2 separate regions of the Homo sapiens genome follow, and region 2 is linked to region 1. A link is a loop called in an ENCODE intact Hi-C map of the cell type or tissue named here. Cell type or tissue: PC-3. All regions are shown on one strand. Links, peaks and the distances in the headings refer to the core of each region. The heading gives the core; the rest is flanking DNA.

Region 1 (15,949 bases), core at 6,665-10,664:
AAGTCACTTCAAACTTGGCAACTGCCTTTCTAAAGTGTTTACATAAGCATCTAACTGGAGAAAATTAAGAAATCTAAACTATTAACAAATTTAGAAATTACCTAGAACTGAATTTTAGTGTATATTTTTGTTGTTGATGTCAAGTGAAATTCAGAAAAAAAAAATGGTATCGGGGATAATTTCCATCACATTACTCTCTTCCTCCCTCTCCAGTATGTTGTCATCATTTTTGCCAAATGATTGAGTGGCATTCATGTACTGAACCCCCAAATGACCCAACTGACTATTTAGTACCTTTTCATTTTTTTCTCTTTTTATATTACACAAAAAAATTCAAAGAGGTCAACTAATTTTAACCAAATGTAGATGTTAAAATTAACACTGGCATAAATCTTAGTTACAAAAAGCAACAATATCTTTCAATACGATCAGTAAAAAGTATTAAACACCTGTTGCAGAAGGCATTAGTCACAGAGGTTGGGAGTAAAATTATAGATGCTCTGTGTGATAGTCAGCTGCCTGCTACTCATTCCCTTGTATAATTATTTACTCTCCTTGAATGTGGGCTGGACATAGTGACATGCTTTTAACAAACAGAATATAGCAAAGTGATGGAATGTCATTTCCAAAATTAGGTTATAAAAGACTGCGACTTTTGTCTCTCACTACTCTCCACTTGAAGCAGGCTCTCATGTTGTAAGCTGCCCCACAAAGAAACACATATGTATGGTAGGTAACTGAGGGAAGCCTTTGGCCAACAGCCAGTGAGAAACTGACACCCTCTGTCCAATAACTGGGAAGAAACTAAACCTTGCCATGACCACTGAGTGAGCTGAAAAGCCGATCCTACCCCACTTGAACCTTATCATGACCATACCCTCAACTGACATCTTGATAGCAGCCTTGTGAGGGATCCTAAGCCAGAGAGCACAGTTAAGATGCACCCTGGACTTCTGACTCAATGACACTGTGAAATAATGAATGTGCATTATTTTAAGCTGCTAAATGTTGGAGTAATTTGTTACACAGTAATAGGTAACTAATATACTCTGCCTTCTAAAAATGTGTAAGTATTTTAAAAATAAAGTTTATTTTAATATAAGGCAAGTTGTGATGTTATCAAGATATTTTTTAAAAGCATTATGGTATTACAAAGAATGATGATTTCTGACAAGCAATATTATAAGGAAGGAGATTGTAAAAATAAGGAAAAGTGGAAAAGATTAGAAATTATGTCAGGAAATCCATATTTTAGGAAGAAAATTATGGTCCAATTATGCACACTGGATTAGAAGTAAAAGAGAAAATAAGTAGGATATTAAAAGGCCATTGCAAAAGTACAGATGAAAAAGAATAGGAGTTTAAGCCATATGGCACTGGCAGTAGAAAAAGAAATAGGGAAATGGCCATGAAGTGCTTGGGAGCAAAAGTGGTGGGTTCTGGTAAACAAAATACTATGAGGAAACAAATAAAGAAGGAAGCTGAAGATGGCACTAAGATGTTCAGCCCAGTTGATTTGGAGAAATGTTGCCATTATGAAACAAAGAAAAGAGCCCAAGTGGAAGAACAATGTAAAGGGACAAAGTAAGTTTGTCTGAACTCAACTTGCTTGAGTAACAGCAGGATAATATGTTCAGTAGGGAGTTAGCACTTTAAAATACAATTATGATACTTAGGAACAAAGTCAGAACTGCAGGTACGGATTTGGGAATAATTAACTTAAGGATGGTGGTTAAAGCCATAAAAAGAAATTAGTTAGCCCACTCAGTGCTTAAAAACCTCTTGTTACTCTCCACTACCCGCAGGATAAAGTATAAAATCATTAGCACCCCACTTATCCAACCTCAGCTGCTGCACACTCCAACATACACTCGACATTCCAAACACACAAAATGACTAACAGGTCTCCCAAGATACCATCCATTTCCGTGCCCTGTGCCTGAGTCCTTGCAGTTTTTCCTTCCTGAAACGCCTCCTCCCCACTAACTCACTTAGCCTTCATGAAACTTCAGATGTCACCTCTTTTGTGCTTCTAGAACACATATTCCTAATCACTGTAAAGACTTTATCACATTTTACAAGTTTTCTTGCCGTTCTTTCCCCAACACACCAAAACTAGGGCAGAGATCATGACTTATTAATTTGGTATACCCAGTGGTGACCTGAATATATATAGCACAAACTCAATGTTCAAAGCCAAGATAATTATTGGAGAAAAAAAAAAAAAAAAAAGAAGGAAAGGAGGAAGATGGAGAGGCTTAGAAGAAAAGTTGGAATAATTCTCCTTTAAGAGGCAGATCAAAGAGGAAGAAATGAGGGAGACTAAAGAAACAAAACAGGTACTTGTATTTTAAAAGGATGGTATCTCCTAATATCAAATGTAGAGTTTTCTTCCATCACCACTCTCAAACTGGCTAGACCTTTATCATTTCATTCTTTAATATAGTAAAATTCATCTTCTGTAACATTTGAAAGATTTTCTTTTATAAAAATCAGAAAACTTTTATCAAATCTACTAGGAATTGGCACTGTGCCTTAAAAACACTCTGCAGTACCTGGGAGAGTTGCTGACTAATAATTTAATAGTTTTTCCCTAATGCCTCCCATACTAAAGAGTCATAAAACATAAGCCCATCATTATTTCACATCTTTTTAAGATTCCTAAATTTGCCTCACATTATTTCTTAGTACACATTGATGTAAATTCTTACGGCAACCTAAATAATTATCTTCAATAATATGTCCTGTTGGTCAAACAAGATCCTTCTCCCCCAACCTTCCACGTATTCAAGACCTTTCCCCAAACCCAGCTGCATTTTTGCTCTTCAGCAGTTTTATAAAACTGGGTAGTTGAAATGTTATCCTGCATACAGACCACTGTCTTTACCACAGCCATTACTTGCCACAGTTGGCTATATAAGGAATAGTGCTTGTTCCGGACACTACAGCTAGCACGTGTCAGATTTATCTTGCTTCAGTATTTTACTTTTGATGGAAATTATAATAACTTGGTTGTTACTCTAAACTCTTTCCTTCCTAAGGTCACTAAGTACCAAAAACAGGTTAATGCATGTGGTTGGGGGTTTTTTGTTGTTTCTTTAACAGTTTACATACTACTATAAAATTTTGTTTTACTCCTTAGAGAAAATGTAACATTTTTCCAATATAGGAGACGCTCTCTTCTTCTAAGATTAAAAATCATAATAAATTATGCCATTCTTCACCTGACAATACATCCCCAAGACCACTTACCCTTAATGCTTGCCAAAAAAAGACTGACAGTAGAGTGTTATTTTTTATGATTTTATGGAATAGATTTGCCTTAAAATCAGACGCCATATAGTAAAAATAAAAATAGTATCTGTCGAGCACTTAGTAGGTGCCAGGCAATGAAATCCTGGGCCTCAGAGAGGTCAAGAGGCATCCCCATGGCTGTGCAATTAAAATGTGTGGCAGAAAAAGAACTCAAATCTAGGATCTGGCTTCAAGGACCAGGTCTTTAACCACTGCTTTATAACCTGCAAGATCTGAATTTCTATAACACCTTATGATTTAAAACAAAACTTTAATACATTATGATCCCCAAAACACCAGTGATGTCAGAGCAGACATTTGTAATTAATAAGTGATGAAGTCAAATTTGCTAATTTCAAGGACCATTTTTATGAATTTTCACCATGGATTCCAGGAACTTCATGAATGTATTTCAAAAGACATTATCATAGAAACTGAAAAAAAATAGTATTGAAATGGAATTATTTATTAGAGTCCTCACAAGTGACTCACTTAGCACTGTATTTCTGATTCAGTTAAGAGTATATATATTTTGGCAGCAATCATTGCTAAGAACTCTCTGAGCTGGTACAAAGCGTCCAGTTGAGCTGATGAGTTTTCCACCTACGAAGAGCATCTCCTGGGATTCAATATCTCACTTGTTGGCTCCAGCCATAGGCCATGTCTTCCCCTAAATCCTGTAATCCAACACTTGCCTCCCCTCTTCCTTCAAGGTCTAATTCCCTAAATATCTAGAGAGAAAAGGAAACCCCCTCATCCATTTCACTTGCAGGGAACACTTTATGTCAGACAAGGGGACAAAAAGTTCATAAAGCTTATTCTAAAGAGGGTCACATGTTAGAGGACAAAAGTAGTTCAAGAAATACCACTGTGCACCTGCTCGCATTTCTGCACATAGTAGGTGTGCGATAAGAGTTGGTTGATGAAAATTGGGCCCAGATATCTTCCTTAGGCCTATCATACTCCTTCTAGCTCTTTCTTGGTGTCTCAAGTGGCTAGGTAAAATTTTTATTTTTTAAAGAATCAAGAGGGAAGATTCTGGGCTACAATTCCTAATGATGAAAATTAATTTAAAAGGCACAGGGGCTGACACAAAGACAATATATTAACACAATGCAAAATTCCCCCAGGGAGAAATCTCCAGGAGGTTTGGCAAGATCTCTAGTTTAAGATTTCTCCTGGGGGCTGCAGGATGGACTCAATCCTGGCTTTCAGCTACATGCCTTATTTGCTGGTGACTGGACAATGACAGACCCGGAGACACCTCGGGCTACCCCAGGTCCTACTGAAAAGCACACTTTCCTTTTTTTTTGTTTTGGTTTTTTTTTTTTTTTTTTTTTGAGACGGAGTCTCGCTGTCGCCCAGGCTGGAGTGCAGTGGCCCGATCTCGGCTCACTGCAGGCTCCGCCCCCCGGGGTTCACGCCATTCTCCTGCCTCAGCATCCCGCGTAGCTGGGACTACAGGCGCCCGCCACCTCGCCCGGCTAACTTTTTGTATTTTTAGTAGAGACGGGGTTTCACTGTGTTAGCCAGGATGGTCTCGATCTCCTGACCCCGTGCGCCCGCCTCGGCCTCCCAAAGTGCTGGGATTACAGGTATGAGCCACCGCGCCCGGCCGCACACTTTCCTTTTCAAACCATGCCAGGAGATATGAGAGTTCTCCAAGGGTCCTGTGTCTGCAGCGACCACCAGAAATTTGTAGATGTTTCTGTCGGGGCTTTACTGTCTATAGTTACAAGACAGCTAACTGAGCCATGACCACTTATTTCACAGTGAAGTGGATGCCTTTGAGGGAACTTCCTTTAGAAATCGACAGGCCTCCATGTTCACTGTAGTTATGCAGTTTCATCTGCTGCTCAAGGAACACAATTTCAGAATGAGAGAGTTCATCTCAGTGCAGGAGAAAGGAGCAGAAACGGAAGCTGCAATTTTTAATAATAATTTTCTCCTTTCTTCCATCAAAGACGCCTAACTGCTTATCAGAGCTTCTGATCAGCATGAGATACCATTACAGAATTATCAACTGAGTGGATATAATTCTATTATGGAGGAGTTATTTGACAGATGAGTGAGTTCATGTCACCTTATCATGAATAAATATTAGATTTTTGTTAGACTTTTTAAATAATTGGAACATCTCAGAGATTCTTTACTATATTCTCAAACTTCAAGGAGCCCAGGAATGCCAAGCTGCCTCCATCAGCACAGTTAAAACAAGGCCTTCTACATTTAAAATTGCTGGTAAGCTTTCTGAATATGAAAGAAATGCCTTTTGTGTGGAGAGCCAAAAGCAAGTATAATCCAGATGTGAGCTGAAGCTATCATCTGCTTTATGATTTTCTCTAGCCTCTATCTCATGTCTAGGGGAAAGGCAATCCCTTCAGGCAGAATTTTGCCGAATTTGCCAATTTTGCCTGTATTCTGTTACCTCTAATTCTGATTTCCTCTCCTGCTAAATTCATTGTTACCTGTGTTTGACCCAAAATATTTATTCTCTCCTCTCTGCTCAGCACAATCTCAGATATTATAACACTTTTTCTCTGATTCATCAAACACCATTTGATCAAGAAATTTGTGTATATGACAGATACTGCCGAAGGTATGTGTGGAGCAAGATGCCTGTGATGACAGCTCCTGACAAGAAACACCAAAAAACTGAGTATGGACAATCCTTTCATCATCCCTCTCCTAGGTTTCCACTCTTGAGTTCTCTACTGTCCACCACTTGGTATTGTTTTTCTGACTCTCTCTTTTTCTCTCCTGGGTTTACTCCCACCTTCAAATAACCACTTATTTCTGATGCTGAGCAGTCCAGCCATCAGTATCCTTCAAAACCATACCCTGGAGTGCTCTTGCTTCCCAATATAAAGAGGTATCTCAAGGTGTTTGTTAAAAAACGCTCATCTATGTAGGAGAAAAAGCTTGCCACTCCCTTGGGGCAGAGCAGCGACCTTCAGGGTAACTTGTAAACAGCTCTATTTTCCACTCTGTTCTAAAAGAGTTTTGTCAATCAAACAAAATGCAGGTGTTAACAAAAAGTCAACTCAAAAGTGCAATATAATTCCTTGACAATCATACTATTGTAATATCTGTCTTGGTAAGTATAACCTAAGCCAACAGCTGAAATAATTTATTCATTTATAATAACATTATAAACCATGACTTAAAAAGAAAAAGCAATGTAATCTGGCTATTCACTTTTCCTTAAATTGCTACTTTTTTTAACCTTAAAACAGTGGTGCGTTTGTCATGCCTTTAATCAGATTTCCATAATATTTCTGTGAAATGCAAGATTTAAGCCAGAAGTAAACTACAGAAAACCAATTTATTTTATTATTTATCATTAACTAAATCATATTATACAATGGCTATAAAAGTAACAGCTTTCTTGAGCTTAATTCTACCAGCTGATGATATGTCTAAATATTATGGGGGGTCGAGGTTGCATACACATGTGTGGGTACGTGTGCACGTGCATGTGTACTGAATTCATGTGGTGGCACGTGAACATTTAGAGTGTTAGCCAAAAGTTATATTTTTACGGTTTCTTTATTTTACTAAAATCAAACGAAAAGATTATTTGGTTAAAGTTTTGCTTATCATACCTACTTGTATTATCTAATACAACATCCTCCAGTAGCAAAGATGTCATTAAAAGATGACATCTTTTAATTAAATATGATGCTCATATTGGACCTAAACAAAAGAGCATTCTAAAGCTATCTGTTTAGGATAAAAATTTGGTGAATAAAATCAACATTGTTGCAGAACTGCAATGTTTGCTCATACCACAAAAATTGTAATTTTCTTGAACAGCATGCATTTCAATTAATATTTATGAAGTCCTCAAATGTGCCTCTTAACTGAAGCAAATTTTGTATTCATAATGGTCTCCCACAAAGGCTTTGGCCAATAATAATATAATACTACATGTCTCAGAATTTACAAGCATTAAATTAAAATGTAACTATAGTTTATAACATGCCAACGAAGCACACCAACTAGACAAGCATAATCCAGAGGATTATATCAGTCTAGTATTTGGCTATTCAGGGATTTGACATCCAAAATTTGTGTGTGGGAGAAGCAACTTGAGAGCATATTTCATTCAGAACCATTGCAAAAAGTACAGGTAGAGTTCTTGTCACCTCACAACTTATCTTTATTATGTACATACCATGAAACCCACCAGATGCAGGGTCTAGTGTTTTAGATGCAGCAATAATTGCAACATAAGCAGAAACTTTAAAATGTAGATGAATCCAACGGTAATATATTAATATTAAATTGAGATATCTTACAAAATATTTTTTCGGAAGGTCCTTTGACAAATGTTTCATACAGCTAACTGCAGGATTCCATTATCACAAAGAAAAAACTATAGACTCTATATTCCTAATACATTCTTAATACATCCAGAATTCATCCATTTTTTGCCACTTCGCTGATAGGCTAAATCATCATCTTGGCTTGTGTCTCCTACTTCTACTGTTGTGCATTCCCCAAAGTCTATTATTAACACAGCAGCCAGAATCATCTTTTAAAAGTCAAGTCAGATCAGGTCACTCCTTTGATCAAAATCTGCAACTGGGCTGGATGCAGTGACTCACGCCTGTAATCCCAGCACTTTGGGAGGCAGAGGAGGGTGGATCACCTGAGGCCAGGAGTTCAAGACCAGCCTGACCAACACGGTGAAACTCCGTTTCTACTAAAACTACAAAAATTAGCCGGGCTTGGTGGCACACCCTTGTAGTCCCAGCTACTCAGGAGGCTGAGGCAGGAGACTCACTTGAAACTGGGAGGCAGAGGTTGTAGTGAGCCAAGATCGAGCCACTGCACTCCAGCCTGGGTGACAGAGTGAGACTCTGTCTCAAAAAAAAGTAAAAAATAAAAATAAAAAATAAAACATGCAACTGATTCCTTCTCACTGCTAATAAGAGCTGGACAAGGTCCAACATAGTCTACCTGGCCTCAATTCCTACTTCACTCTTCTTTGCTTACTCTGCTAGCATCCACAGCAGTCTCCTCCAGATCCTGACACTCGCTGGACAGGCTCCCACCTTGAGAATTTGCTGTACAATTTCCTCTGCCTGAAATGCTCTTTCCCCAGGTATCCTCTTGGCTAACTCCCTTACTTCTTTAAGATATATTTGATCAACCTCACCTTCTCAATGAAGGCCCCTTCACTATTTAATATAGCAACATGCCAAGCCCCAAGCCTCTTCCCCTCGCTGTACTCCTGATCCTATTTATCCCATTTCAGTTTTCCCACAGTATTTTATCGCCTTTTAAAAATTTATATATTATATATTATTTATCTTGAATGTTAGCTCCTTTTTAGTTCACTAATGTATCCCCACACACAAACTTTTTTTTCTTTTTTTTAAACAGAGTCTCACTCTGTCACCCAGACTGGAATGCAGTGGTATGATCTCAGTTTAGTGCAACTTCAGCCTCCCATAATCAGGCAATTCTCATGCCTCATTCTCCTGAGTAGCTGGGATTACAGGCATATGCCACCATGCCCAGCTAATTTTTGTATTTTTAGTAGAGATGGGAGTGTCACCATGATGGCTAGACTGGTCTCAAACTCCTGGCCTCAGGTAATCCACCTGCCTTGGCCTCCCAAAGTGCTGGGATTACAGGCATGAGATGCCTGCCGGCCCTAATGTATCCCATTTCTAAATACGCTGGGCACTCCATAAATATTCACTGAATGTTGAATGAATGAACATGTGATATGAATGCCACATGAGAAAGCTTCTCGTCACCAACACAGACAGTATAAAAGCTTCATGGAAAAGAGTTGTTTATATCACTAAGTATTCAAACTTAAGTAAATGATATAAGATGGCCCTCTATAAGTGCCAACAGACATCCTGAAATATCCTTCCGGAAACTAAGAATAATTTACTCTCTATGCATAATTTCTGATAGCCTTATAATTTTATAATTTACCATGGAAAAAACAGACACTAGGATCCCTTGGATACTGATATGGTTTGGCTGTGTGCCCACCCAAATCTCATCTTGAACTGTAGCTCTCATAATCCCAATGTGTTCCACTGGGAGGTAACTGAATCATGGGGCGGGTTTTTCCCGTGCTGTTCTCGTGACAGTTAATAAGTCTCAGGAGATCGTTTCATAAAGGGCAGTTCCCCTCAACAGTGGAGGACATGAGCAATAGGCTTAGGATGATGCATATGTGAGGCCCCAGTAGTCTGAAAATGTGCATAAGATGTATCTGACACATAGTTCAGCCTTTAAAAACAGTCCTGCTAAGTTACTAAAAGGATAATGTCTCAGGATTTGCCTAAAACTTTTGTCCTTACAGACATTCTTTCCTATATTTATTCTTTGCTCATTTTTAAGTAATATTTTCTGTTTCCCATAGAATAAGGCCAGGGTATTTGCCTGTCTTGCAAGACACAACCCATAAATTGCATCTAATTTTCCCAAGGAAGCAACCCAGAAGCCTGAATTAAACAACACCCAGAGCACAGATGAACCAGGCACTATCACACATTTTATCAATTCTAAACATTTTTCTCTGAGAATATTAAATCATTTTGATGCAACTCCCCCAGAATTATCTCAAATTACTTTTTCAACTAAAATTATTTACAAATATCTGCTAGATGTACATAGTACAAAAGTATGATAGTTACAATGGAAAATGCAAAAGTATTAGCAAGAACTATTTCTCTTCTTCTCTATGTATATTTTGTATTTTCCAACGTATTTAAACATAAAGTATATATTATTTTTATACTAGAAAAATAATAAAAACTTGTAAGATGTGATTATAGGGAGACAAATGGTTTTTGTATTGTAAGGAGTTCTAAGGTTCAAAACGTTGTCTCTTTTGTTCATTGCTATTGGTTTATGGTTGTTTTAATTAATGAGAGGAAACATTAAATTAGAGCCACTAATGAACTTGGAAAAAAACTATCTTTAAAAGAAACACAGCCCATAAACTAAAAAAAGAATTTAAAGTGTCCTGGATTTGCCATGAATCTTATAGTAAGTGACAAAGCTCAGTGGTAAAGGGTTCAATTCATCAAGAAGAGCTAACTATCCTAAATACATATGCACACAATACAGGAGCACCCAGATTCATAAAGCAAGTTCTTAGAGACCTACGAAAAGATTTAGACTCCCACACAATAATAGTGGGAGACTTTAACACCCTACTGACAATATTAGACAGGTAATCGAGACAGAAAATTAACAAACATATTCAGGACGTGAACTCAGCTCTGGATCAAGTGGACCTGAGAGATATCTACAGAACCCTTCAGCCAAAAACAACAGAATATACATTCTTTTTATCATCACATGACATTTACTCCAAAATTGATCACATAATGGGAAGTAAAACACTCCTCATCATATGCAAAAGAACTGAAATTATAACAGTCTCTCAGACCACAGCACAAACAAATTAGAACTCAAGATTGAGAAATTTTTCTCTCAAACCCATATAACTACATGGAAATTGAACAACCTGCTCCTGAATGACTCTTGGATAAATAATGAAATTAAGAAAGAAGTTCTTTGAAACTAATGAGAAAAAGAGAACAACATACCAGAATCTCTGGGATGCAGCTAAAGTACTGTAAAGAGGGAAATCTATATCACTAAATGCCCACAAGAAAAAGCTAGAAAGATCTCAACTTAACAACCTAACACCTCAACAAAAGGAACTAGAGAAAAAAGAGCAAACAAACCCCAAAGCTAGCAGAAGACAAAAAATAACCAAAATCAGAGTCAAGCTGAAGGAAATAGAGACATGGAAAACCCTTCGAAAAATCAATGAATCCAGGAGCTGGTTTTTTGAAAACATGAATCAAATAGACCACTAGCTAGACTAACAAAGAAGAAGAGAGAGAAGAATCAAATAACACAATCAGAAATGATAAGGGGGATATCACTACTGACTCCACAGAAATACAAATGACCATCAGAGAATACAATAAACACCTCTATTAACATAAACTAGAAAAAAAAAATTTCCTAGACAAATACACCCTCCCAAGACTGAACCAGGAAGAAACTGAAGCCCTGAATAGACCAATAATGTGTTCTGAAATTGAGGCAGTAATAAATAGCCTGCTGCCAAAAATAAAAGCCCAGGACCAGACGGATTCACACCCAAATTCTACTGGAGTACAAAGAAGACTTTATACCACTTCTACTCAAACTATTCCAAAAAATTGAAGAGGTAGGACTCCTCCCTAACTTATTCTATAAGGCCAGAATCATCCTGATACCAAAACCTGGCAGAGATACAAAAAAAAAAAGAAAACTTCAGGCCAATATCCTTGATGAATATCAATGCAAAAATGCTCAATAAAATACTGGCAAACTGAATCTAGCAGCACGTCAAATAGCTTAAGCCATGAGCAAGTTGGCTTCATCCCCAAGAGGCAAGGCTGTTTCAATATACACAAATCAATAAATATGATCCACCACATAAACAGAACTAAAGACAAAAACCACTTGATCATCTCAATAGATGCAAATAAAAGGCCTTTGATAAAATTCAACATACTTTCATATTAAAAACTCTCAATAAACTAGATATTGAAGGAACATATCTCAAAATAATAAGAGCCATATATGACAAACCCACAGCCAATATCATACTGAAAGGGCAAAACTGGAAGCATTCCCCTGAAAACTGACATAAAACAAGGATGCCCTCTCTCACTGCTCTTACTCAACATTATATTAGAAGTTCTGGCCAGGGCAATTGGGCAAGAGAAAGAAATAACTGGTATTCATATAAGAAGAATGGAAGTCAAATTATCTTTGTTTGCAGATGACATGAACCTATATCTAGAAAACCCCATCATCTCAGACTAAAAGCTTTTTAAGCTTATAAGCAACATCAGCAAAGTCTCAGAATATAAAATCATTACGTGGAAATCACTAGCATTCCTATACACCAACAACAGGCAAACAGAGAGACAAATCATGAATGAACTGCCATTCACAATTGCTAAAAAAAAAGAATAAAATACCTAAGGAATACAACTAACAAGGGAAGTGAATGACCTCTTCAAGGAGAACTACAAACCATTGCTCAGAGAAATCAGAGGATACAAACAAATGGAGAAACATTCCATGCTCATGGATAGGCCAAATCAATGTTGTGAACATGGCCATACTGCCCAAAGTAATTTACAGATTCAATGCTATTCCATTAAACTACCATTGACATTCTTCACAGAATTAGAAAAAAATACTTTAAAATACATATGGAACCAAAAAAAAAAAAAAAAAAGGCTGACTAGCCAAGGTAATCCTAAGCAAAAAGAACAAAGCTGGAGGCATCATGCTACCCAACTTCAAACTATACAACAAGGCCACAGTAACCAAAACAGCATGGTACTAGTATAAGAACAGACACATAGACCAATGGAACAGAACAGAGAACCCAGAAATAAGACCACGTATCTACAGCCATCTGATCTTTGACAAACCTGACAAATACAAGCAATGGGGACAGGATTCCCTATTTAATAAATGGTGCTAGAAGAACTGGCAAGTCATGTACAGAAAATTAAAACTGGAATCCTTCCTTACACCATTTACAAAAATTAACTCAAGATAGATTAAAGACTTAAATGTAAAGCCCAAAACTATAAAAACTCTAGAACAAAATCTAGGCAATATCATTCAGGACATAGATATGTGCAAAGACTTCATGACGAAAATGCCAAAAGCAATTGCAACAAAAGCAAAAATTGACAAATGGGATCTAATTAAACTATAAAGCTTCTGCACAGCAAGGAAATAATCACCAGAGTGAACAGTCAACCTACAGAATAGGAGAAAATTTTTTCAATCTATCCATCTGACGAAGGTCTAATATGCAGAATCCATATGGAACTTAAACAAACTTACAAGAAAAAAACAAACAACCCCATTAAAAAGTAGGCAAAGGACATGGACAGACACTTCTCAAAAGACAACATACATGCAGCCAATAAACATATTTTATAAAGCTCAACATCACCGATCATTAGAGAAATGCAAATCGAAACTACAATGAGATACCATCTCATGCCAGTCAGAATGTCAATTATTAGAAAGTCAAGAAACAGATGCTGGTGAGAACGTAGAGAAAAAGGAATGCTTTTACACTGTTGGTGAGAATGTAAATTAGTTCAACTGTTGTGGAAGACAGTGTGGTAATTCCTCAAAGACCTGGAGACAGAAATACCATTTGACCGAGCAATCCTATTGCTGAGTATATATCCAAAGGAATATAAATCGTTCTTTTAAAAAGATGCATGCACATGTATGTTTATTGCAGTACTATTTACAATAGCAAAGTCATGGAATCAACCTAAATGCCCATCAATGATAGAATGGATAAAGAAAATGTGGTACATATACACCATGAAATACTATGCGGCCATAAAAAGGAATGAGATTATGTCCTTTGCAGGGACATGGATGGAGCTGGAAGCTGCTATCCTCAGCAAATAAATGCAGGAACAGACAACCAACACCACATGTTCTCACTTATAAGTGGGAGCTGATTGATGAGAACACATGGACACGTAGGGGGAAACAACACACACTGGCCACCTGTGGGGTGGCAGGGAGACTATAGGGAAGAATAAAATGGATGCTGGGCTTAATACCTGGGTGATGGGACAATCTGTGCAATAAATCACCATAGCACACGTTTACCTGTGTAACAAATCTGCACATCCTGCACATGTACCCCAGAATGTAAAATAAAAGTTGAAAGAAAATTACGTATTCACCACTGCTCGTTCTTATATTAAACAGCATAGTACAAATGCTCAAAAAGTTATCTAAACTAGTTATTGGGAGGTGGCTGAAGTCAGAGCACTGAAGTAGACTGGAATATGCTGGCAGTGAGTCTTCTTACATTAGACTCTCCTAGCTCATAGAATTTAAAAAAATATGCATTGTGTATTTTAAATAGAAAAATATATATGTCACATTTTACTCTTGATCATTTTTACTTTTAATTAATGTTTTAAAGAATTTTAACTTTTCTACACAATAAAAAGCATTTCAAAACTTAAGGAAAAAGAGAGACAAAGCTTAAGCAGGATATGCATAGCATAAGCTCTAAAAGACATAAAAATGAGCATCCATAACAGTCCCCTCACTGCAGGTACACTGTGCTGGGTTTGCAGGACGTATTTTAACTTAAAGGGCACTGAGTTAATCCCTTGTGCTCAGAGACCTTCAAGGGCTGGCAGGTGGAATTTCTCATGTACAAAAACACTGTAACACAAGAGTGTACTTCTACAATGAGAAGTATCAGCTTTCAGAGTCTACATTACCTCTGCTTCCTTCACCATGAATAATCATTAATGATCCATGGAACTCTCAGTAGGATTGCAGGTGTGCCTCTTTGTGCTAGTCAGAATGTCATATAATCAAAGAGCTGGAAAGGATCTTCAGGACTCGCTAATGCAGTGCTTCCTTCTGGAAAATGAGACCCAGGAAGAATAAGTACTTTTTTCCTAAAATGTTCTATACAAAAAAAAAAATCATCAATGTATTAAGATAGTTTGCCTCTTAATTCCATAGCCTATGCTTTTATTATTGTAAAAGATTAATAAACTCCACACAAATAAATATATAATTTTCTCAAAGACAAGTCAACTTTAACATAACAACACTAACTCCAAAACTAACATATATACTTGAAAACTAAGATTGTGGAAGTGAAGACCTACATTATTGACTCAAATTTAAGAAAAATCTCCTATCCTTATACCAATGAAAATCCACCCCCCACCACCAAATAATCATCTTCCTTATTCTGGATTCAAATTTTAGCTTACAGATAAGAAGCATTTGTCCACACAGTACCAAACTCCATTTAATGTACCAAATAAGAATGTCACAGATTGGCCAGCTTTGAAATCACCAATTAATGAAGTGCTGTGAGAAGAGAAAATTAACATTTTTCTCAACTTGTTTTTGCCAATAATCAAAGCTACAATTGGGATAGTTAGTAACTCCATATTACCCTTTCTAGCACAAAAACAGACACGAAGTATAACAAGTTAGCACTTGGTTCTAATAAAGCATGTTTTCACTGAACCACAAAGTGAAGGATGGAAGGCATATAAGCTTCGCAAAACAGAGACCTGGGATCTAGCACTTGCTAGATGTGAGATTCTATGTTAGGTAATCTCTAACATAACATTTCCCTATCTATAAAATGACAAGGATAATGTCTTAAATGAGATGGTGTTACCAAAGTTGTTGGCCCAAAGAAGGTACTTAATATAGGTAGATATATATTCTTCATATGTACTCCAAAGGGTAAGGCCACTTTATCTCAGTTTGAAAAGAAAAACTGCATTTGTTTTATACATTTTTATAAGCAGTTTTATTGAGATATAATCCATATACCATAAAATTCACCCTTTTAAAGTGTACACTTCCATGGGTTTTAGTATATTTACAGAATTATAAATCATTAATGAAATCTAACTTTAAAATATCTTCATTACCCTAAAAAGAAATTCTGCGCCCACTAATAGTTACTCTCATTCCCTTCTCCTACTTGCTAAGCCTAGGCATTCACTGATCTTCTTTCTGGATGTACAGAGTTGCCTTTTCTTAGCATTACAATATCAATGGAATT
Region 2 (15,949 bases), core at 5,162-9,161, 120 kb before region 1:
CTTGACATCACTCAAGATCCAAATATATACATTCAATTACCTAAAGGTCATCCCCACTTAGACGTTCCATGGATAACTTAAACTCAAATTAGTGAGGTTAGGAAGGTATCAGTCAGAATTGGGCAATATTCTGGGCTCTCTTAATGTTCTCAAGGTTCTGGAATTGTACCTACAACAGAATTGTGCAGTGTTATATTTCCTCAATCTTCTGATCTTCCTTTTGTATTGACCTATTACCAGTCAGCAATAAGTATATTGTTCAATAGCCATATTGTCTTTGAATGATTGTCATCACTTTCTGTCATGTGACCTGTTGATATATTATTATTAGTTGTGGTAGAAAGTGCCTAATACCAATATATCTAGCTCAGCTGGCATTTTTTTCACTTTTTAGAATTTAGTGATGGATGTTGAAGATCATAAGATAACAAGACTTGCCAAAAAGAAAATCGTAGTGAAATCTAAAGACAAAGGTAAAGCCATTCTTTTCATTACACAATTTCACGTAATGTTTGTTAGTGAATCCAGTATTTGTTGTACAAAGTTACATTACGGAGGTTGGGCAATGTGATACTGAGAGAAGAATGGTATTATAAGACATATATCTGTACTGGTAAAAAAAAAAGTGTATTTTTCATAAAGGCTTGAGATTTAGACAAATTAGCTAATGAGATAAATACAAACTCACCAATTGTCACATTAATCTTCGGCTTTTTAAAAGTCACCCCATAATCACAATCAAATACATCTATTCGAAAAACAAAGGTAAATGGGTGTCATGATGGACGTAAAAATCTAGTGTAAGGCATCATCTCCTCACATGCCTACTTCACCTAGCTTTGGGGCCTTAATGGGCATCATCTGCATTAACCCATTTACCTGAACTATTCTTTGATAGGAGGACTCTGGAAATCTTCTACACTACACTATACCTGATAAGGAATAATCTGTTGTATTAATCTAGTAAGTAAACAATAAGGCCAGGTGCGGTGGCTCACGCCTGTAATCCCAGCACTTTGGGAGGCCAAGGCGGGTGGATCACAACGTCAGGAGATCGAGACCATCCTAGCTAACACGGTGAAACCCTGTCTCTACTAAAAATACAAAAAATTAGCGGGGCGTGGTGGCGGGCACCTGTAGTCCCAGCTACTCAGGAGGCTGAGGCAAGGAGAATGGCATGAACCCGGAGGCAGAGCTTGTAGTGAGCCAAGATCGCGCCACTGCACTCCAGCCTGGGCGACAGAGCAAGACTCCGTCTCAAATAAATAAATAAATAAATAAATAAATAAATAAACAAACAATAAGTATTTCCTAAGCAATTACTATTGGAAAAGCCATACAAGAGTAATACAAGCAAAAAAGAGTGGCCCTTTCTTGTAATATTTTCAGTCTCGTAGATGTATGAAGATAATTTACCAATAAGACTTCATGGGCCGGGCACGGTGGCTCACACCTGTAATCCCAGCACTTTGGGAGACTGAGGAGGGCAGATCACGAGGTCAGGAGTTCGAGACCAGCCTGACCAACATGGTGAAACCCCATCTCTACTAAAAATACAAAAAAAAATAATAATAAAATCAGCCGGGCATGGTGGAGGGCGCCTGTAATCTCAGCTACTCGGGAGGCTGAGGCAAGAGAATTGCTTAAACCCTCAAGGTGGAGGCTGCAGTGGCCGAGATCGCGTCACTGCACTCCAGCCTGGGCAACAGTGCAAGAGTCGGTCTCAAAAAAAAAAAAAAAAAGAATTCATGAAAAGCATTAAAATGAATAGTAAGGATAATAAATTACATATAATTTCAGAAGAGAGAGAAAGCATTTGGAGTTAAAATGTAATGTAGGTGGTTTGAGTTATGCTCATAGAATGCTTATGATTTATACAGGATAAGGGGAAAAGGAAGAATTTTCCCAGTAATAGCATGTAAATCAAGTCATGGTTAATGGATATCTAATATTTATTGCTTAGAGAAGAGATAGCTTACAAAACTGAAATTTCAAATTACAACAACGTTGTGAAGGATTTTGAATGGACAGTGAAGGAGTTTGGACTACATCCAGTGAATAATACAAAAAGTTATACAAAGTTTCTGATCAGAAATATCGTATTAGAAAAGAAGCAGTTTAAAAGACCTAATTTTGGGAAAGGTTTACAAATAGTAATTAAGAGAGACTAAGATCCTTATCTATGCTAGTCCATTACTTAAAATAGAATGAGAATCTCCATATAGTAAGGTATCACCAACAACCAAGGGCATTAAGTTGTGTGCAACTTAACCAAGAAAAAAAAATAGATACACTTAATTCAAATTACTAGCCCTCTTTTCATAACCTAACCTAAAAATAGGAACATTCTAAAAGAATAACATAAATTCTTTTTATGAGAACAAAATAAATGAAAAACAAAATGCAAAACAATAGATGGGAATTTGTTAAATTGACTGGAACCAAAAGAAGCAAAGAATGTTCCAAAGGGCATAAAATGAAAACAGAAATGAACGTACATGATAAGGCAAAGCAGTGAAGAAGAGAACAGCTATGTTTAACAATTAAGCCAAATGCAGCCTTGCCTTACTGTTCTCTTAATTCACTAAGTACAGACAAGCTTGTATATCTGGGTCTTGCTACCTGTTGTTCTATTCAGGCAGATGTGTTGTAATTCTTAGACACTCCTGCCAAGAGTCCACTCTGGACATCAAAACACCGCAGCCCTAAATGTTTCTGGTAGGCCACTGCCAAATCTTCTGCAGGATCATTATATCATCAGTAACATTAGTGTACCAAAGCTACATAACTAGCTCAGAAACTAATTGTCTAATATGGTAGTGAATAGAATCCAGAGTAATTGGCACAGGGCTCTGATAAGTTTAAAAGGAATGGAACCTCTGGTTTCTTCCTTCCTTTAACTTAACTTCTCTCCCCAGCCCTTATTAGGAAAAGGCTACAGGAGATTTCTAATTAGGAAATGACATTACTTCTGTCAAGAACTAGGGAAGATAAAGAGGAAACAATGAAGGGAGGAGAGGTCCATCATTCATTTTATATTCATTTATATTCTTATCTACTATATATCTTTTATTCTGATTGTTTCCCATGGTAAAAGCAGCCTTAAACAGAGACAACTTGTCTTTCTTGCAAAGTGCCAAAGTGGTTTTTTTTTTTTCTTTTTTGGTCAGGCCTAGCCCAGCTATATGCTCAACTCGGTCAGTATGAAAGGAAGCACAGAAAAAGCAAAGTAATCATTAAATTCTAGAATGACTTTTTACCACTAGAGTACAGGCCCTAAACTAAAGATTATCTACTAGCTGACTTTCTTGTTGCCCTTTCACCTGCCTCTCAAAGGAAATGTCTTTCCTACCAAACAGATGGCATCAGAAGCACTGAAATCTGTCATGGCATAATCTAAGAAGGTAAATGTGAACTTGAGCTAGCTTTAAAGAATTAATCAGCTTTAGAAAGAAAGAAACGATGAGAATGAATCACAGAACATTACTCAGTGAAGCATGAATATGTTAAACACAGGGTAAGGCTTAAAGATTTTCAAAGGTTAATAAGACCAGTTTCTTAAGTGGGGTGGCTGTATATTACACTAAAAGGTAAACATTATCCAGGATGTAGAAAACCTTAGAATCTGAAGATATAAATTCAGCTGCTTTATATGTAGTGTGAAAACTTCACTAAGTCCAGTGTGACTTGTGTAGATCAAAAAAGGAAAGCCTAACCATAAAACCTCTTTCCCACTGCCTACAGTACAATGAATTACACTTTTATGCTGGTAGTAGAAATCTTAATACCCTATTTAATCCTGATCTATTTTTAATCTTATTGGCTCTTTAAGAGGTTTCATATGCATGATATTTTATCACACATTTCAAAGAAGGAAATGAAGTGTTCTTAGCTCCATGTAAGAAAGGAATTAAACCTTGTGATATGAGATAAAAAAATTTATGTAACTACTATAAAAGCACCCACGTGAGGTCCCATAGCGTCTGTTGTATCTGTTTTAGCTCACACTTTGGGGGACTGATACTGCCTCACACTCCTCCATTCTATTTGTCTCTAAATTCCCAAATTAAGCAAGTTGTAATTGGGGTAATTTAGTGCTTTGTAGTGATATTGTTCTCTGGGGAATAGTAAAGACCAGTTTTAACTTCATTATTTTGTAGAGTTAGTGAATAAATTACTTGGATAAAGTCCTATTGCTATAGGTTTTTAAGCTTTTTATATTTTCTGCCTTGGTCTCTAATATATGTTATTTTATAAATGATTCTTCTGATGTGCATTGATGTGAACATTATTTTAAGGCTTAATTTTATGCCTAGCTAGTCAAATGGTTACCTGTCAATAAAAGATATTGATTTTTCCCAAAGTCAAGGACAAATGGGCATCATATATTTAACATTTATGAAAGCCACCCTCCATTTAGTGTCCACTCCTTTAGAATCTTCCTAAGGGAACCAACCCACTTAAGTGAATTGCTTAAACATGTTTCATTCAGGGCTGCTGACTTATGTCTTGCAGTTCCAAAAACCTCTTTCAATATTCCTTCCTGCAAATAACATCCCAGTCCCAGACTGAGTTTTGTGTAGACCTATACAGCATGTAATAGAAAACTCATGATTTCAAGGGACTTTCAACCTAAATGAAAAGACCAAATAGGAAAATTATGAATAAGCTAAACTTAACCTTTGAAGACGACAAGGACCTGAGATGCTGGAGAATAAAAACTTGGCAGGTCCTTGAGTAGCTGAGAGGTTCTGAGGCATAAGAGGTAAGGCTGAAAAGGCTTGTGTGACAGAAAGCTTCACAATACAGTGAATTTGGAAAGTGACGAAGTACATTAGCATATCTAGAGGACAAAAATATATAATCCTCATGTTCCCTTTTACACAATTCTATCAGCCCCTATTTATAGTTTGTAGCTTTTTAAAAAAATAAAATAATCTTGATAAGTTCTTTACAGATGCTTTTAGAACCTCAGATTTATTAGTTTTTAAGTTTTCTCTGACCATGTTTAATTTATTGGGGGGATATCAAGAAAATGTTTATATGTCCTTACAGTTTCACCTCTCCCGCCCCCAACAAATTATTTCATATTAAATTTTAAAAAAAGATCTTACCTCCAATCTGAACAGTGCATCATATCGCTCTTTCCTTTATTCTTCTAATGAATCCTTGAATCAGCTGTTAGTCATTTGATGTTTTACAAATAAGTGTTCTATCATTCGCAATTACTTAAAACACTACAAAACTGTAATTTTGAGGACACATTGTAAAATGTTGTGTATTATTTGCTATCATATTTCCAGGACTCTAAATTGGAAAGGTTGTTAGTTTATGAAAGTGTCATTCCTTTTATCACTTCTTAAGAAGGCAAAGGCCAGTCGTGGAGGCTCACGCCTGTAATCCCAGCACTTTGGGAAGCAGAGGCGGGTGGACCACGAGGTCAGGAGTTTAAGACCAGCCTGACCAATATGGTAAAACCCTGTCTCTACTAAAAATACAAAAAAAAAATAGCCGGGCATGGTGGTGCATCACTATAGTCCCAGCTACTTGGGAGGCTGAGGCAGAAGAATCACTTGAACCCAGAGGTGGAGGTTGCCGTGAGCCAAGACTGCACCACTTCACTCCAGCCTGGGTGACAGAGCAAGATTCTGTCTCAAATAAATAAATAAGAAGGCAAAAAATTTTCCAATATAAAACCACTATGTTTTGCTATGTTTTAATTTGATTGATTTCCTTTGTTTTGTTGTGGAATGAGGGAGGGATGTGTACCAAGGAAACAAGGAGATTGCTAGTTGATCTGCTCTTCTCAGGTTATAGAAATTATTTATTTCAACAAAAGAAAAATATTGTTTTTGCCTAGCATTTGACTTCAGGCTTAAAGAGTGCCATTAGTAGAGTATTAACATCTGGATCTCAAGCTTTAGGCTGTCTTCCATTATTTAAATTTTATCCTTAGGCTTTAGGTGTGTAGAAAACTTTTCTCAGATCTGTGATGTGTTATTGTACATTTGCTTAGCAGTGCTTATCTTAGCTCTCAGAATGGGTCTCTGGGGGTTAACCTGAAAGAGCAAAAGTCACTGAATAAAGAGAGATGTGTCCATCTGAGGATTAATGCCAGAAAATAACATATTTTGAAATAGTTTTGCTTTTTAGAAAGGTCTGCTTTCTGATATGAGATACTTATGTTTTCCTTTGAAAATTACAAGAAAAGCTTCAAGTTTGGGGGCTTTTTTTCCCTCCTGATTTTGACCCAGACTTCAGGTATCAATGTGGTTTCATTTTCCTTTAGGTTTTTAACTTTCTATATGGTGAAAGCATTTTTTAAAGTAATTTCTTGTTTTATTTGTCAAAGATATCCTAGGACAAGAGATTACTTGAATATGTTCTCCTTCACTTCAGTGTGGTACAGAGGAAAACAGGATAGTCTTGGAGCCAGGCAGAATTTTTTTTACCAAACCAATAACTACTCTAGCTGCAGAGTCTGGAGCTGATTGTTTTATACTTGCCAAGCCTTGTTTTTCTCAAATTTAAACTCAGCATAATGATAGTTATTATGCAGACTTCTTGTGGCAATCAAATAATATATTGGAAAGCATCTATCAATAAATCTAGCCTGTAGGAAGCTCTGGGGAGATTAAATGCCCCTGGATTTCTCAGTGTGCTTGTGAAAAGCCCTAGCCTCCAGAGACATGGAAAGGTATATGATGTAAGGTAGGGGATGTACGCTTTCACTTCCTCTAGAATCTTTTTACTCTTCATATAACATGAAAGTTAGATCTGTAGCCCTCTCTCTGGTTAATTGCTCTGAACTACCAGTGCCAAATGCTCTGGACTAGATCCCTGGGCTAAGTCCAAGGTGCCAAGAAGATGTGAGTACTATTTTTCCCTATATATTTACATTTCAAAAATTATGAACCCAACGTCTCCCACAGGAGCTCAGCGTGGGTGCACCTAAAGACAACCCTTCTGGAACATTTCGGGGTGACCACATCCCCACAGAAGGAGGCCCTCTAGGTTCAGATTTGCACAAGGGGTAGAGTCAGCTCCTCTCTACTTGGGACATCAACATTCCTGCAGATTAAAAAAGTGTCTGTTGGATCTGAAGAGCCAGAACACTGAGTCAGAACTGTGTCTGGGAGGTGAATTGCTTTCCTGCTGTCCTGGCAGGGGCTCTGAGGTGGGTCTCATATTTCCCTCTGATAAGACTTCAGTGCATTTCTCTGAGCGCTCCTCCAGCCACCTCTGTCAAGGTGGTGACATCTGCCAACAACTTATTATTGCATTTATTTACCTGCTTTAGCCACAACTGGTTTCTACCCAGGAACACGTCCCCTATTGGCATGAAGCCCGAACTATTCAACCCAGTAAATAAAATATTGGGGTAAAATAAATAAATTAAAAATGCAAACCACGAGGGAATGAGATAAGCTTCAAGAGACCTCTGCCATTCCAACCCCATAGGAGATAATCTGCTCACATACCAGCATATTGCCAGTACAGCCAGTATCTGAGAAAGCCATTATTAAAAGTTTCTCTATAACCAAGGAACCTGTACATGTTCTTCACTCCTAAAAGCATCACAAGCCAAATTAGGGTATAATACACTACACATATTAAAGTCACATCCTTGAGGGGGGGAAAAAGAAATATAAAAAAATCAAATAAAAAATGTTCAGGAATAATTAGAACAAATAGCCTATCTAAATTAGAAGAAACCAGAAAAATAATTCTGGTAATACGACAAAACAGAGTTCTATAACAACCCTAAAAATCATACTAACTTTCCAGCAATGGATCCAAACCAAAATGAAATATTTTAAATACGAGATGAAGAATTCAGAAGGTGAATTATTAAGCTCCTCAAGGAGATACCAGGGAAAGACAAAACCAACATAAAGACATTTAAAAAAACAATTCAGGATGTAAATGAAAATTTTTCTAAAGAGATAGATATTTTAAAGAAAAACTTCAGAATGTCTGGAAATAAAAGACACATTTAGGAAATTACAAAATGCAGTGTAAAGTATTAAGAAACTAGACGAAATAGAAGAAGGAATTTCAGAGCTCAAAGACAAGGCATTCAAATTAACCCAATGAGACAAAAATAAAGAATAAAGAATCAAAAGAAATGAGCAAAGGCCTCCAAGAAATATGGGATTATGTAAAATGGCCAAGCCTAAGAATAATTTATGTTCCTAAGCGAAAAAAGAAAGCAAAAAAGTTTGGAAAACTTATTTGAGGGAATAATTGAAGAAAATTTTCCTGGCCTGGCTAGAAATTTAGATGTCCAAATACAAGCAGCTCAAAGAACTCCCAGGATATTCATTGCAAAAAGGACACCACTAAGGCACATAGTCACCAGGCTACCTGAAGCCAACATGAAAAAAAAAATTCAAAGAAAAGTGAGGCAAAAGCATCAGGAAACCTATCTATAAAGGAAAATCTAGCAGACTAACAGCAGACTTCTCAGTGGAAACCTTACAAACCAGAAGGGATTGGGGTCATATCTTTAGTCTCCTTAAACAGAATAATGGTCAGTCAAGAATTTTGTATCCTGCAAAACTAAGTTTCATAAATGAAGGAGAAATAAATTTATTTTCAGACAAACAAATACTGAGAGAATTTGTCACTACAAGACCAGCCCTAAAAGAAATGCTAAAAGGAGTTCTAAATCTTGAAATAACAGTTTAATATGCACCAGAATAGACCTCTTGAAAGACTCTTGGAACTCACAAGACCTATAAAAAATAACACAACAAAGAAAATAAAGTATCTAGGTGTATTAATCCATTATCACACTGCTATAAAGAACTACCTGATACTGGATGATTTATGAAGAAAAGAAGTTTAATTTACTCATAGTTCCACAGGCTCCCCAGGAATCATAGCTGGGAGGCCTCAGGAAATTTACAATCATGGCAGAAAGTGAAGGGGAATCAGGCATGTGTTACCATGGTGAAGCAGGAGAGAAAATGAAGGGGGAAGTGCCACACACTTTTAAACAACCAGATTGCCTAAGAACTCACTATCACAAGAACAGCAAGGGGAAATGCACCGCCATGATCCAATTGCCTCCCACCAGGTCCCTCCCCCAACATTGGGAATTACAATTCAACATGAGATTTGGGTGGAGGCACAGAGCCTAACCATATCACTAGGTAACAATTAACATGATGAATGGAAAAGTACCTCACATTTCAATGTTAACATTGAACATAAATGACCTAAATGCTCCTCTTAAAAGATAAAGATTAGCAGAATGGATAAAAAATTACAAACCAAATATCTACTATCTTCAAGAGATTCATCTAACATGTAAGGATTCATAAAAACTCAAGGTAAACGGGTTGGAAAAGATATTTTATGGAAATGGAAACCAACAATAAGCAGGAGTACTGAGAAGAATTGGTACCAATCCAAAAGACTGAGAAAGAGGAAATTCTCCCTAATGAACTGAAGCCAGTATCACCCTGATACCCAAACCAGGAAAGGACATAACCAAAAGAGAAAACTACAGACCAATATATTTGATGAACATAGATGGAAAAAATAAACCTGATGAACACAGATGGAAAAATCCTCAACAAAATGCTAGGTAAATGAATACATCAGCACATCAGAGAGGTAATATACCATGATCACGTGCATTTCATCTTAGGGATGCAGGGATGGTTTAACATATGCAAGTCAATACATGTGATATACCACATAAACATAATTAAAAACAAAAACCATATGATCATTTCAATAGATGCAAGAAAAAGCATTTGAAAAACATCCAGCATCCCTTTATAATAAAAGCCCTCCACACACTAGGCATAAAAAGGACATATCTCAAAATAATAAAAGCTATATATGATAAACCCACAGGCAACATCATACTGAATGGGGAAAAGTTGAAAGCATTCCCCCTGAGAACTGACTCTAGGCAAGGACACCCGCTTTAAATACTTCTATTCAACACAGTACTGGAAGTCCCAGCCAAAGCATTCAGGCAAGAGAAAGAAATAAACGGCATCCAAATTGTAAAAAAGGAAAGTCAAACTACCACTGTTCGCCAATGATTTAGTTGTATACCTAGAAAACCCCAGACTCCTCCAAAGGACTACTAGATTTGATAAATGAATTCAGTAAAGTCTCAGGTTACAAAATCAGTGTACACACATCAGTAGCACTGCTATATACCAACAATGACCAAGATGAGAATGAAATCAAGAACTCAATCCCTTTTACAATAGCTGCAAAAAAATTAAAATACCTTGGAATATGCTTAACCAAGGAGGTGAAAGATCCATACATGGAAAGCTATTAAACACTGCTGAAATAAATTACAGATGACACAAACAAGAGAAAATACATTCCAGACTCATGGATTGGGAGAATTAATATCATGAAAATGACCTCACCGCCCAAAGCATTCTAACAATTCAATGCAATTCCTATAAAATATTAAGATCATTTTTTACAGAATTAGAAAAAAAATTCTAAAATTCATATGGAACCAAAACAGAGCCTGAATAGCCAAAGCAATCCTAAGCAAAAAGAACAAATCTAGAGGCATGACATTACCTGACTTCAAATTATACTACAAGTCTATAGTTACCAAAACAGCATGGTATTGCTATAAAAGTAGACACTGGACCAGTGGAACAGAATAGAGAACCCAGAAATAAAGCCAAATACTTACAGCCTTACTGCTTTATCTTTGAAATAGATAACAAAGATAACGAAACATAAATTGGCAAAAGGACATCCTACTTAATAAATGGTGCAGAGAAAACTGGATAGCCACATGTGGAAGAATGAAATTGGATCCCTATCTCTCATACAAAAAATCAACTCATGATAGATCAAATACTTAAATCTAAGACTTAAACCATTAAAACTCTAGAAGACAACCAAGGAAAAGCTCTTCTGGATATTAGTTTAGGCAAAGAATTTATGACTAAGTCCCCAAAAGCAAATGCCACAAAACCAAAAATAAATAAATGGGACCTAATTAAACTAAAAAGTTTCTTCATAGCAAAACAAATAATCAGCAGAGTAAACAGACAACCCACAGAGTTGGAGAAAAAGACTAATATCCAGAATCTATAATGAATTCAAATCATCAAGAAAAAAAAAATCCCATCAAAAAGCAGGCAAATGGCATAGATACTTCTCAAAAGAAGATACAGAAATGGTTAACGAACATATAAATAAAATGCTCAACATCACTAATCATCAGGAAATTCAAATTAAGACCACAATGAGCTACCACGTTACCCTTGCAAAAATGGCCATTATTAAAAAGTAAAAAAACAATAGATGTTGTCATACATGTAGTGAAAAGGAAATGCGTATACATTGCTGGTGGGAATGTAAATTTGCACAACCACTGTGGAAAACAGTATAGAGGTTTCTTAAAGAAGCAAAAGTATTCAGTTTGTACAACAGTAATTGTGGGTTTTGCCATTACTTTAATAGTAAAATTACTTTAATTAATTACTGCTGCACTAACCTATCTATCAGCAATCCTGCTCCTGGATATCTACCCAAAGGAAAAATCATTGTATCAAAAAGACTCCAGCATGTATATGTTTACTGCAGCACAATTCACAATTGCAAAGATATGGAACCAACCTAAATGAGTGGATAAAGAAAATGTGGTGTATGTGAAATATATATGTCTATCGTGTGTGTGTGTGTGTGTGTGTGTGTGTGTGTGTGTGTATAATTTTCTCTGTGTCTCACCTTTGATAAACTTTGAAATTTGTATACAGAAAACATTTGACCTGGCTTTCACAGAGTTACCCCTGGACTAAAAATCAAAGTGGGAGAAAAACAGATGAATGTTATATGCTTTTTAAATTGATAATAATGTTTGTGATTTAGAATGCCAGTGTGTGCATTCAGTGAAAAATGACTATTAAAAATCCAGCAGTGGCCATATCAGTGTTTTAGAACATTTGCTTAAATAAAGGAATCTTGGATTCAGTCATCAGGTTAAGAGAAGTCTTGGCTGGGCGCGGTGGCTCACGCCTGTAATCCCAGGACTTTGGGAGGCCAAGGCGGGCAGATCACGAGGTCAGGAGATCGAGACCATCCCGGCTAACACGGTGAAACCCCGTCTCTACTAAAAATACAAAAAATTAGCCAGGCGTAGTGGCGGGCGCCTGTAGTCCCAGCTACTTGGGAGGCTGAGGCAGGAGAATGGTGTGAACCCGGGAGGCGGAGCTTGCAGTGAGCCGAGATCCCGCCACTGCCCTCCAGCCTGGGCGACAGAGCGAGACTCCGTCTCAAAAAAAAAAAAAGAGAGAAGTCTCAAGTGACGTTTCCAGAGTCATATATTTCTGCTTTTGTTAAAACATCCACAATATTAATCCAGTAGTGACCAGAGACTCTGAGTCTCAACATCATTAACACACACAAACACACACACAATAGTTCAATGATATTACCTAGGTGAAGACAATTGGATGCAAAATCAGTTAATCAATATTAATTTATTTGAATGGAAATGCCCAATAAATGAAAGTATGATCATGTATATCTAAGCATAGGTTCCTGATACCTAAATATAGTTTTCAAACTGTCAATATTGTACAAAGATGCTCAATGACTTTGCCTTTATTACATCTTTCTTCTATGCTTTAGGAGGTGGTTCTGGGAAAAGATATTTTATAAGGTTACAAAAGCTTATTGCTTTAAAAACTTCAGTAGTCTTAAGAGATGGCATCTTGATGTAGAGTCATATTCCCAGAAGCTTTAACAATGCAAAATATGGGGTACTGTAGTGACCTTTTAGTTACACCCATAGCTTCCAGGATACTTCCTGGGAAACAGACAAGCAGCATACTCCATCTATTGCTGACCTTGAGCTAGTTACTCATTCACAAAAGTTCTATTTGAATTCAGTGTTGGCATTCATACTTGAATTTAGAGTAGAAACAGGGACACTGCATGCATATAAAAATGATTAATTTCTGAATTCAATTAACTGATAAACTGTTTCATTGTTCTTTTAGGTGTTTTTCCATCTCTGGTTTTAAAATTTAGTTCTTGTTTTATAGTTTTTACTAAACTTTCACAAATTAATCTTCTAAGACAGTTTCTTTCTTGATGGTATCTGTTTTCCTCAGCCTACAGAAAATTTCACTTTATCCATTGAATAATAGGTATTGACTGCATTCTATGTGTATAACATACTAGACACTAGTGAGAACACACAGGTATAAAAACTATTGAGAATTGTATAGTCTCATTGAGAAAGCAAGTCAGTCTCAAAAGGATATAGTGTTGTCTATAAATTCTACAGAGGGTCAGACAAGGGGAGACAGTTGTGGATCTCCATGATCATGGAAGTCTTCACAGCAATGGGAGAAAATATTCCCAGCATGCAGTAATAGAGTTTTTAAAAAATTAAAAGGCAAGAAAAAAAGTTGTCTGTAGGCCCCTGAGGCAATAGTTGTTGCTGGATCACATGGTTAATAAGATAAAGTGGAAAACATATTATTACAAAATACATCAAGACCGGATTACAGAGTCTCATTAAAAAGGGCCAACAGAATATTTTAATAATTTAAGCAACTGCGAGTCTGTTAATCCGATTAAAAATAAATTCTCCAAAAGCCAACACTGAAGGCTTTATCCTGCTAACAATTTTTTTTTTTTTTTTTTGAGATGGAGTCTCACTCTGCAGCCCAGGCTGGAGTGCAGTGGCGCGATCTCAGCTCACTGCAAGCTCCGCCTCCCAGGTTCACGCCATTCTCCTGCCTCAGCCTCCCGAGTAGCTGAGACTACAGGCCCCTGCCACCACGCCCGACTAATTTCTTTTTGTATTTTTAGTAGAGACAGGGTTTCACTGTGTTAGCCAGGATGGTCTTGATCTCCTGACCTCGTGATCCACCCGCCTCGGCCTCCCAAAGTGCTGGGATTACAGGCATGAGCCACGGCACCTGGCCTATCCTGCTCACTATTTGAGAGCTGACTACCCTCTACTCCCACTCGTCATTATTAATTACTCAGATGACCGTGAAAACAAAATTAGTTGTTCTCCCCCTACCCCTGCTGGCTGCCCTGGTACTGGACTTGGATTCTTCAGTGTATTATGCTAAAGAAGATCTGGCTCCAAATATCAGCCCTATCATATCACATAGCCCTGGCTGTGTGAGCTTGGATGTGACATTTGAATAATTCATGAACGTCAGTTTCATTGCCTATAAAATGGGGATAACTGTTATCTATCTGAAAGAGTGGTTTTGAGGATTATATAAATAATGGCAAGCACCTGAAACATGAAGGAAAACTAAATTCTTATTTCTAGAATAACTGCTTTCCTTTAAAATGAGTGACTCTTTGCATAATTAGCACAGATCCACAGCTCTCTTCCACACCTTGCAAGGAAAAGGAGGAGATTCCTAGCCCAAGAACTATTGTTCTCGCTATTCCCTAAGAGCTTCACTTTCTGCTGCTGGCAAAGAAACATGCAGAGAGGGAGTGATTCTGGTGTCTGCAATGCCCAAGGATGCTGGTTGACCCTGGCAGGGAGAAGCAACTCCTCTGCCACAGGGTCTCAACAGGTGCCACAGCAGCCACACAGACCAGAGTTAAGTCCTGTTGCTTCACATGGCCCTGAAAGAAGGTCTTAGAGAGAAGTTATGCGCCAATTTTTTTTCAAAACATATTGAAAAAGATAAAATTTGAAACATAGAAGTCTTTCTTCAATTAAACTACTGAATTGTCATTAAAGTGTACTATCCATCTTTGTATTTAGGCTACAAGCTACAAAATTTCTTGTTCCTAGAAAATTGTTTGGAGCTTTTATCACTCCTCTCTTGCTGTTTGAAACAGGATTAATTAATAAGTTAATCTCCTTAAATTTAAAAGTATTTGAAAATACATGATAACACTTGAGTGTCTTCTTTCATTCAATATTTTTGAGTACCTGTAATATACTAGGTATCACGCTATATACTTCAAATTTTCCAATCCCCTCTGGAATGGGCATTACTAACCTCACCTCTTCCAGTTTAAAGATGAAATTGAAGCAAAAAAAGGTAACCTATCCATAATCACAATGTAGTAAAATAAAGAAATTAAGCCTTGGACCCAGAACTTATGACAATTAAATCTTGCCTTCTTTGAATTGCACAAATCTGTTTCCCCAGCAGAAGTTCAATAAGTATATGTTAAATAGGAAAGCAATATTTTAAGAATGATAAACTGGAGGCTCCATAGCTTCAAAGTGAAAATACACATAGAAACAGCCCTGAGGAAATAAAGGCCTGGACAGTTTTTGTGAGTGGAGAGAAGATAAACCGATGCATCCAGTTATTGAATCATTCATTTATTCAAAAAGCATAAACATCTCCTTATGTATTCGTTTCCAACTGCTTCCTGGAGAGTTCATGACTCTGGAATCTAATCCACTTTTGTGATCTTGCTTTTCACTCTTTGGTCCTGGTGTGCATTTCTGTTCTCTGTCATACTTTACTCTTATCTGTCTAAGGATTACACTTGGATATGCCATTCTGACACTCTTGGCCTATTATGAGAACTTGCAGATTAGACAGTTTACTCAATCTACTGAAGGTCCAGGAGTTGGACAAGTCCTCTTGCTATTTAGAGTTGCCATTCTCCTTTTACCCTCAGGACAGTCTTTAAAATGTGCCTATTACTTTGTTTACCTACTTCCTATTTATTTATGACTTACCTTCTTGAAACTGTTAGTTTCAACACTACAAATGTTCTTATGAGCACTGTCAAATACCACAATTATATGTAAGTTTTCAAATTCAGGGCATTTTCTCAAGGAGATTTTTGAAAGTATTGGTTGCCTCCTTACCTACTTCCTTTTTCCTATCTTTCAATTATAAATATTCTTGAGAGTCAGTCTCTTTGGTTCTATAAATTTTTCCTCTTTACTTTTTAATCCCTCTGATAACTCATTTATAGTTATGGCTTTATT

What was found. Hi-C counts contacts between places; a loop is a spot of excess contacts. Peaks named below come from ENCODE experiments on the same cell type or tissue, not always from the same donor. Only the 100,000 strongest peaks of a DNase experiment are listed, where the experiment ranks them.
Region 2: it touches region 1 in a loop (4-fold over the local background); 1 of 110 quality-filtered maps calls a loop at or near these places.

The regions. Positions count from the first base shown.
Region 1 is chr14:39,989,886-40,005,834 of GRCh38, reverse strand. No RefSeq gene overlaps it. Among named protein-coding and RNA genes, the nearest start is that of FBXO33, 570 kb to the right of the region's middle. In PC-3, for the core only: no CTCF peak of the experiment used is centred there; no DNase peak of the experiment used is centred there.
Region 2 is chr14:40,110,738-40,126,686 of GRCh38, reverse strand. No RefSeq gene overlaps it. Among named protein-coding and RNA genes, the nearest start is that of FBXO33, 690 kb to the right of the region's middle. RefSeq lists an enhancer at 3,695-3,774. In PC-3, for the core only: no CTCF peak of the experiment used is centred there; a DNase peak (open chromatin) is centred at 7,186.